Linked DNA regions of Homo sapiens: region 1 is linked to region 2. Evidence: chromatin contacts called from ENCODE Hi-C or POLR2A ChIA-PET data. All regions are on one chromosome and are shown on one strand. Each heading gives the region's core, a stretch centred on a gene start or an enhancer-like site at or near the end of the contact. The rest is flanking DNA. Distances are from core to core; before and after follow the strand shown.

The links. Hi-C counts contacts between places; a loop is a spot of excess contacts on that map. ChIA-PET counts read pairs that join two places held with the same protein, here RNA polymerase II (POLR2A). Pooled maps may share reads with other maps.
Region 1: a pooled map shows a loop between it and region 2 (2.4-fold over the local background). The contact joins two enhancer-like sites. A Hi-C loop is called at or near these places in 3 of 50 pooled maps. POLR2A ChIA-PET finds 5 or more read pairs at or near these places in 4 of 52 experiments (BJ, CD4-positive, alpha-beta T cell, GM12878 and 1 more).

What each region holds. Positions count from the first base shown.
Region 1 is chr10:102,277,599-102,282,311 of GRCh38, reverse strand. All of the region lies in intron 3 of GBF1 (golgi brefeldin A resistant guanine nucleotide exchange factor 1), which reads right to left. Among named protein-coding and RNA genes, the nearest start is that of GBF1, 34 kb to the right of the region's middle. Within about 2 kb of position 1,513, at least 8 of the 41 ENCODE cell types and tissues checked have a DNase peak (open chromatin) inside an H3K27ac peak, as active enhancers do.
Region 2 is chr10:102,187,282-102,192,491 of GRCh38, reverse strand. No RefSeq gene overlaps it. Among named protein-coding and RNA genes, the nearest start is that of ELOVL3, 36 kb to the left of the region's middle. Within about 2 kb of position 2,936, at least 3 of the 41 ENCODE cell types and tissues checked have a DNase peak (open chromatin) inside an H3K27ac peak, as active enhancers do.

The sequences.
Region 1 (4,713 bases), core at 264-2,763, 91 kb before region 2:
TTATCTGTAAAAGGGGAATATTAATAAAGGCACAGTCTATCTTGTGAGTTTTTGTGAAACTTGAAAAGAATACAGGCGGCCGGGCGCGGTGGCTCACACCTGTAATCCCAGCACTTTGAGAGGCCGAGGCGGGTGGATCACAAGATCAGGAGATTGAGACCATCCTGGCTAACACGGTGAAACCCCATCTCTACTAAAAAATACAAAAAAAAAAAAAATTAGCCGGGTGTGGTGGTGGGCGCCTGTAGTCCCAGCTACTCAGGAGGCTGAGGCAGGAGAATGGCAGGAACCTGGGAGGCGGAGCTTGCAGTGAGCCAAGATCGCGCCACTGCACTCCAGCCTGGGCGACAGAGCGAGACTCTGTCTCAAAAAAAAAAAAAAGAAAAGAAAGAAAAAAGAAAAGAAAAAGAATACAGGCAAACTGTTACAGCCAAGTGGAACCTAACAAGATGTGATGACTAAATGTAATGTGGTATCCTAGATGGAATCCTTGAACAGAAAAAGGCCATTAAGTAAAAACCTAATGAAATCTGAATAAAGTATGGACTTTAATTAATGATGAATCAATATTTGTTCATTAATTGTGACAAATGTGTCATATTAATGTAAGATGTTAATAACAGGGGAAACTGGGCATTGGATAGATGAGAACTTCTTTACAACTCTTCTATAAATATGTTTATAGAAATAATCTATTATAGATTATGTATGAGTCTAAGTTATAATATAACAATTTATATAAATATAATTTATAGATAATTTATAAAAATATAATTTATAGATTATAATTTATGTGCTTTATAGATTCTAAAATTGAAAGGCTATAATGAAAAACCACTTTATAAATTATAAAGTTCTAGTCAATTGTAAAATATCACATAATTTAGTAGATTTAGTATTTTATGCAGATTGTTGGTAAGGTAGGTAGCTATCTTAAGTAGCTCAGATAACAGAGATCACTTGAAGAGTTAAGTGCTGGTGTGGAAGAGTCTAGCCCCCAGAAATATCCCAGCTGTTTCCTGCCAGCTGGTGCCTCATGTCTGACTTGCAATAGAGTTGATTTTCTTTACGTAATTATTTTTGCCTCTCAACCCGTCTATTTCACTAAAAGAACAGTAACTTTTTAAAAAGAGGCTTTAAGCAGATAGGTGCTTTAATTTAAAACTTCAAAAAGTGAAACTTAAGGCATGGGTACGATAATTTATTAGGTCCATTTCCTAACTGGCTGAAACAGATCTGATCTCTACTCCCAACTTCAAATGTAGAAACATGCAGACATCCAGAGATAGAATTCAGCAAGTGTACCCATCCCCTGCCAACTCCTGCTCTGCCCTGGGAAAAAAAAGAAAAAGAAGAAAGCAAAAGTCCCAGAAGTGCAGGAAATTGTTTCTCAGACGAAAGACAACACTTCCTTTCCCAGAACAATCCATCTCCCACACTGACATCCTGCTCCTGCTATATTTACCCAACCCAAATCTGCCGATGATATACTTCCAGCTGCACTCCTGCCACATGGTCCTGTCACTCAACTGGAGCACTCAGAGGGGAATCTGTCCAGAGGGCAGAGCCTGGAAATCACTACACACTAATCCATGCTTCCTCTATTGCTAGCCTTCAGAGTAAAGTGAGACAAAATATGGACAGTATTACTCCCTGTTTATTTTGGAAGTGACTGGGGAGACAAGAGGTACTTCATTTTATATAGTTGCTAATTTTGACTGCTCTCATGGTAGCCAGCAGAGGAACCTGAACAACGAAGAGATTGAAATGGGAGGTTAAAAATAACTCTGTTAATGCTAGCAAGCCAAAAAACATCACTTAATAGCCTCTTCCTACCCAACCCACTAGGATCAGGCTATCAAGTCACATTACAGGGTAAAACCTTCAGTTCCATGTAAACAGATCCAAGGAGTCAAGGATGGGACAATTTCATTCACCCCATCTCATCCTATCTCATAGAACATTCTACTGAAAGGGGAAAACCCACACACTGGACTGGGTAAAGGTAAATGTTAGAGCTGACTCCCATTTTCCTATTTTAGGAGTTCTGTATTCTCTGTCCTTCTCTCCTACCCTTGCCTCCCCATCCCCAAGTTCTTTGCTTCTGCCCCTTTCCTCTTTCTGACTCTCTAGTTGTTTTCTTTTGTCTCTACTTATTTCTCTCTCTCTCTCTCTCTCTCTTTTTTTTTAAGACAGGGACTCCTCTGTCACCCAGGCTAGAGTGCAGTGGTGCCATTATTACTCACTGCAGCCTTGATTTCTGGGGTTCAAGAGATCCTCCTGTCTTAGCCTCTCAAGTAGCTGGGACTACTGGTGTGTGCCACCATGCCTGGCTAATTAAAACAAAAAAAAATTTAGTAGAGATGAGGTCTCACTAGTTACTCAGGCTGGTTTCAAACTCCTGAGCTCAAGCAATCCTCTTGCGTCGCCCTCCCAAAGTGCTGGTCATTACAGGCGTAAGCCACTTTTTTTGAGGGCAAGGTTCCCTCGAAGAAACAACTGATAGCTGATAAGGCATTCATTAGTAATGGTCATAATTATCATATCATTAGCCTATTCTCCGTAGTAATAACAATAAAAAACCTGAGTCTCAAGAAGCAATACTTCTTTTTCTCTCTGCTTTTGGAGGCTCAGTCATGCATCCTAATCATGCTTCAAAGGAATGAAAGGAAAGGCACAAGGAAAAAATACAGAAAAATAAGAGGGAAGGAAAGAAAAAAATGATAGAAAAGGAGAATAGGAAAACGTTTCTCCTAACCTTTTCTCTCTTAAAGCTCCTGGACAATGGGCATTTCCAAACTTTATGGATTTTGTTAAAGCTTAAGTGGAAGTGCTTAATAAGATGAATCAAGCTATTAAAATAGATTTGAGAACAAAAGCTGAAATATAATGATGAATTCATAGCAAATCCCACTTATTAAAAGAGGGAGTAAATTTTAAAAAAAGAATCCACTTCACATGGCTGTTGTCAGTCTGGCTTAGAGAAAAAGCACTTATGCTGTTGGTTGAGTGGAGAACAAATTCCACTGGGTGATGTGGCCATTCTAGGAAATTACCAAGTTCCAAGTCAAGCCTCATTGAGCCAAACCTTTTTCCAATTTTCAAACTCTTTTTAGTTATTAGATTTAGACATAAAAAAATATAGATCTTTAGGGTATGCAATTGTGTTTCTTATAGGAAGAGAAACAAACAGAAGCAAGCTAGAAAGACAGTTTGTGTCCACCTAAGAACAAGTATTTTAAGCAACCACTCAAATTTCACCATAACTGCAACCAGAAATTGGTTCAGGCAAGAATTATCAATGTATGTTAGGTATTAGAGGGAAAGTTTAAAGAGGAGTATGATCTTCAAATGTTTCCCTACAGATTGCTTATTAGTTGCAAGGGGAAATAACATCTACACAGTAAATAAATCAGATTAACACTTGACCAGATGATCAAAATTAGTATCACCAATGAACAGCACCTGCAGTTGTGATACCCTGAGAAGGACCCTATATCAGTAGTGGTATATATTACAGATTCACGATAGACACACACCACCTGAATCTAACCATAAGAAAACATCAGACAAACCCAAAATGAGAAATATTCTTGAAAGAAATAAATAAATTAGGGAGACTATAGTTAACAATAATTTGCTGTATATTTCCAAATAGCTATAAGAGAAGATTTGAAATGCTCCCAACACAAAGAAACGACAAATGTTTGAGGTGATAGATATCCTAAATACAATCATTACACATTGTACTCATGTATCAAAATATCACATGTAACCAATACATAAGTATAATTATTATGGATCAATTTTTTAAAAAGAAAGAACACAGACATGAACTGGTCTGTAGTTATAAAAAATGTCAATGTCAGCTGGCTGTGGTGGCTCATGCCTGTAATTCCATCACTTTGGAAGACCAAGGCAGGAGGACCAGTTGAGGCTGGGAGTTCTAGGCTGCAGTAAGCTACGATCCCACCACCAGACTCTGTAAACAGTTATGGAGTTACAGATAACTCCATAACTCTAAAAAAAAAAAAAAGTGTTTTTGTTTAATGTTTTTTTGTTTGTTTTCTTAATCACCCAGGCTGGAGTGCAGTGGCATGATCATAGCTCACCGCAGCCTCCAAATCCTGGGCTCAAGCAGTCCTCCCACCTCAGCCTCCTGTGTAGCTGGGTCTACAGGCACACGCCACCATGCCCAGCTAATTTTTTTTATTTTTTGAAGCAATGAGTTCTCACTATGTTGCCAAAGCTGGTCTCAAACTCCTGGCCTCAAGCAACCCTCCTGCCTTGGCCTCCCAAAACGCTAGAATTACAGGCATAAACCACTGGCTGAAAAAATTTTAAAAAAATGTTTTTAATGCTAATGTCATGAAGCATAAAGAGAAGCTAAAGAACGGTCCCAGATTAAAGGAGACTAAAGAAACATGACAACTAATGTAATTTGTGATCCTTGGCTGAAGGGGAAAAAAAAAACAAATAATAAAAGTTTATTGACAAAATTGGAATATGAATAGTAAATTATTGTATCAATGCTAAATTTCTTGAATTTGATAACTATACTTAAATTAGTAAGAGAATATCCTTGTTCTTAGGAAATATGCACTGAAGTATTAAGGGATAAAAGATCATGATAGGCTGGGTGCGGTGGCTCACGCCTGTAATCCTAGCACTTTGGGAGGCCGAGGTGGGCGGATCACCTGTGGTCATGAGTTC
Region 2 (5,210 bases), core at 1,687-4,186:
TTCCCACACTGGGGAAACTCCTTGGCCTCCCAGCCAATCCTGGCCTGCAGAGCTGGCTGTCTCGCTTCCCTCTCCTCCTGTGCCTCAGGTGTTTCCTGTCACTTCCCTGTTGAGTTCCAGTGGTCTCCCTTAGATGCTTGATTCAAAGTATTATTATCTATTCGCTATTTTGGTTCTTCTTTGTGGAGGAGGCAAGTGCAAGATGCCTCCAGTCAGCCATCTTCTTTTTGTGTTACCAAAACACGAGGGGTTCAGTCCAGGTCCTGCTGCTCGCCACACTGAAAGCCAATGACTGAGACGACAAGTATTGCCAAGGAAGAAGGCTTTAATCGGGTGCTGCAGCCCAGGATATGGGAGCTCAGCCTCAAATCCATCTCCCTGACTGACTAAAACAAAGGGTTTATATAGCAGGGAAGAAATGTAACAATGTGTAGGCAAACAGGAACTAGAGAAGGGTAAGAAAGCAATCGCGATGAATGAGGGGTCCAAAGTCTATCCAAATGTAATGATCTGATGAGTTTCAGTTTTCTTTTTTTTTTTAAAAGGCCTAAGGGTCCTTTCCTGAGGAAGGAACTCAAGTAGAACAAATATAAGGTTCAAGCTTTAAGATCAGAAAGGTCAATTTCTATGTTTATCCAAAAGAACAGTCTATGGGACTATTGGGTTGGTTTCAGTGCCCCCTTTCTATTGATCAATTCCTCAATCATGAGGAATCTGGTTGTCTATCTTTCTGGCTGCTTCATAATGAGGAGGGGTGTCATAGGCAGCTCCATACCATGGGTGACCATGTAGCCATCCAGGGATCAAAGGTTAATCTAATGTAGAGTTTCTTCTGACACATGATATTTCTCTCTACAGTCCACTGCTTCCACCAAAGACAAATCACAGCAGGACCAATCTACCTGCAAAATAAGCTGCAGTCCCATATAATCGACCTGATTACCCACACACAGTGCAGCAAGAATCATTGTCCATATAGACTCTCCCAAATCAGCTTTGCTGGAACATCTCACAAGACCATTTCAGTCAAAGCCCTGAGAAAATAACCAGTTCCTGGCCAGGTGTGGTGGCTCACACCTGTAATCCCAGCACTTTGGGAGGCCGAGGTGGGTGGATCATGAGGTCAGGAGATCGAGACCATCCTGGCTAACATGGTGAAACCCTGTCTCTCCTAAAAATACAAAAAAAAAAAATTAGCCAGGCGTGGTGGTGGGCACCTGTGGTCCCAGCTATTCGGGAGGCTAAGGCAGGAGAATGGCGTGAACCCAGGAGGCGGAGCTTGCAGTGAGCCAAGATCATGCCACTGCACTCCAGCCTGGGTGACAGAGCAAGGCTCTGTCTCAAAATAATAATAATAATAATAATAATAATGATAATAAAACCAGTTCCTTCAATTGTGCCCTGTTACAAAAGAAAATATGTTGTTGGTTTTTTTTTTTTTTTTTTTTTTTGAGATGGACACTCGCTCTGTTGCCCAGGCTGGAGTGCAGTGGCACAATCTTGGCTCATTGCAAGCTCTGCCTCCTGGGTTCACGTCATTCTCCTGCCTCAGCCTTGCGAGTAGGTGGGACTACAGACGCCCACCACCACGCCCAGCTAATTTTTTGTGTTTTTAGTAGAGATGGGGTTTCACCGTGTTAGCCAGGATGGTCTCGACCTCCTGACCTCGTGATCCGCCCACCTCGGCCTCCCAGAGTGCTGGGATTACAGGAGTGAGCCACCGCGCCTGGCTGAAAATATGTTGTTATTAAGTATATGCAAACATATACATTGCCATGAATTAAGAATATTCACAAATAGTTTACAAATTTTGGAGAAATTAGGCAGAGAGAGATATATGACTCAAATTCTGTTTACAAAAGTATACTCAGCTGGGTGCGATGGCTCACGTCTGTAATCCCAGCACTTTGGGAGGCTGAGGCTGGTGGATCACTTGAGGTCAGGAGTTTGAGACCAGCCTGGCCAACATGGTGAAACCCTGTCTCCACTAAAAATACAAAAATTAGCCAGACATGGTGGCGCACGCCTGTAATCCCAGCTACTCAGGAGGCTGGGGCAGGAGAATCACTTGGGTCCAGGAGGCGGAGGTTGCAGTGAGCCAAGATCACGCCACTGCACTCTAGCCTGGGCAACAGAGTGACACTCCATCTCAAAAAAATTAAAAAGTACACTGCACTTTTGCTGGGTGCAGTGGCTAGCACTTTGGGAGGCTAAGGCAAGCAGATCAGCTGAGGTCAGGAGTTCAAGACCAGCCTGGCCAACATGGCAAAATCCCATCTATACTGAAAATACAAAAATTAGCTGGGAGTGGTGGTGCACACCTGTAATCCCAGCTACTCAGTAGGCTGAGGCAGGATAATTGCTTGAACCCAGGAGGTGGAGGTTGCAGTGAGTCAAGATCACACCATTGCACTCCAGCCTGGGCAACAGAGCGAGACTCCATCTCAAAAAAAAAAAAAAAGTATACTCCACTTAATACACTTAAAGTATGCTTAAAGGCTATAAACAGCTCAAAAGGAAAAATTATTCAGACTCTGAAAAAACAAAAAGAATCAGCAATATAGCTGGGCGTGGTCACTCACACCTGTAATCCCAGCAGTTTGGGAGGCTGAGGTGGGTGGACCACCTGAGGTCAGGAGTTCGAGACCAGCCTGACCAACATAGAGAAACCCTGTCTCTACTAAAAATACAAAATTAGCTGGGCATGGTGATGCATGCCTGAAATGCCAGCTACTCAGGAGGCTGAGGCAGGAGAATCACTTGAACCTGGGAGGCAGAGGTTGCAGTGAGCCAAGATCCGCCACTGCACTCCAGCCTGAGCAACAAGAGGGAAACTCCGTCTCAAACAAACAAACAAACAAAAGAATCAGCAATATTTCAAACAAAAAGCCATAAAAACTATTTCAGTTTCAGTTTCAATTCATGCAATCAACTCTTGCTCTGTTTCATATTGAGTTAGCAATCTTTATGAACACACCAGCTTTTCAATTACAGTCCTGGAAGTTTTCTCTCTAATTCAGTGGCACAAACCCCAAAGTTATCAGAAACCTGCAAATCAAAAGTCCTTTTAATGAACTCCTCCAAAGAAGCAAGCCCTGGACTGTAGCTGATTGTAAGTCACTTTTTGAGAAGAATCAAAGCAAAACATCGATTGTGGTTGACAAAAGTCTTTTTTTTTTTTTTGAGACAGAGTCTTGCTTTGTTCCCTGGCCTAGAGCACAGTAACACAATCTCAGCTCACTGCAATCTCTGCCTCCTAGGTTCAAGCAATTCTCCTGCCTCAGTCTCCTGAGTACCTGGGACTACAGGTGTTCGCTGCAGATCTGAGCCTCCCTGTGCTCTTGTTGGGGCCAGGAGCAGGCAGGATCCATCCCTTCCTGGGTGCAGCTGCAGCAACTTGGTCCACAGCTCCAGATACAGGCCTCCAGTTCCACAGAGCAGGCAGGAACCCCACCCCGCTGTGGGGTGCTGCAGCCGCCCAAATTGGGGCTGCAGACCCAGGCATCCCTGCACTCTTGGGGGGCCTGAAAAGGCCCCCTCCTTGCCCTTGTAGGCTCAGAGTTGCCTGCTCCTGCTGCTTGGCCTCTCCCTGCTCTTGCTGCTTGGCCTTTCCCTGCTCCCGGTGCCCACTCTGATCTTGGACCAGGCTTGGGGCCAAGTCCAGGGGCTGTCACAGTGCTGCCAGGTGTGTGCAAGCTCAGGGCAGTGCTGACACGCCAGTCCCCTGCTGCCCTGCCCCCCTCTGGACTTTGGGCACTGAGGAGTGCAGGAAGGGAAGTTGAGAGGGGCTGAGAGTGACTGGTGCTGGCCTGCAGGTGCCCCTTGGTGCCAGCAGCCTGGGCACTATGGATGGCTGTGGAAGGCAGACAGGCTCCTGGGTGGAAGGGGGCAAGTCCCCAGTGAAGCCCCACCTTCATGCCAGGACAGGCCTGAAGTGTGGGGGCCAGGCTGCCATTCCTGCTGATTGGAGGAGGAACTCATGGTGCTTTTTCCTGTGGACCAGTCAGCACACACTCCCTTCCCCGAGCCACATAAAAGCCCTGGGCTCAGCCACAGCAGGGCAGAGGTTGGGGAGACAACAAGAGGACCAAATGCAGAGAGGAGCTATTCCCCCTGCTGATAGCTAGAGACAATGGGATGGCCAGCTGGCAGAAAGGAGCTACCCTCTCTGCTAAGAGCTTCAGAGACCAGAAGAGACATTGCGTGGACCAGCTTCAGAGAGGAGCCATCCTCTCCAGGGCCTCCTCTCTGCTGAGGGCAGCATACGTCAAGATGACCAGTAGCAGACAGGAGCTGTCCTCTCCAGGGCCTCCTCTCTGCTGAGAGCAGCAGACGTTGGGACAACGAGTAACAGAAAGGAGCTACCCACTGTGCGTCTCCCCTGAGCTGCTCTAATACTAAATAAAGCTCCTCTTTGTCTGGTTCACTTGCCTGAGTACCTCATTCTTCCTGAACGCAGGACAAGAACTCAGGCAAAGCACCACTGGCCACAGAGGTTTCTGGCCAGAAAAATTGACATCCAGTGATCCCGTAATACTACTTTTCAAAAAATTTTCATGAAGATCATTTGTTTTGGCTGGGTTTATAATTTTATAACCTTCTATGCCAAACCCTGAAACCTCAAAATATCTACCAGAGACAAATATAAAATCCAGACAAAAATGTATGCTCACAATTTTGAAGACATTTTTATTTTCATTTTACCAATAATTTTACAGCCAGCTGGTTTCGAAAAAATTTACTTAACTCACACGAACTTGAAAATTGCTTTGACTTATTTAATTTATGAGTGCTGTTTTACTTATAAGCCAATTTGGTAGACACAACATATACCAATAAGGGTACATACAAATAAACACATCTAAACATGAATATACACACATAAACAAAGATCCAATAGCTTTTACCTTGGAACTATAGCTATGAGATAGCAATACAAGCTTACTGGTTTTACATGGTTACACTTTGTCCCAGTAGGTAATTCAGTGAAGGCTGTGAATCAAAATTTTGGGTATAGTAGTTTCCATGGCAGTTTGATTTTTAAAGGCCAAACCTCCTCAGACTCCAAAGAACATTGGGGTCAAACAGCAACAAAGGAGAACATCACATACCTGCCAGGCCCAACCTTGCTTAGAACAGCAGCACAAAAGCCTGGATACACACAACTCCATCCCACTTTCCCATTCAGCAGCAAACTCCAGATTCCAAAC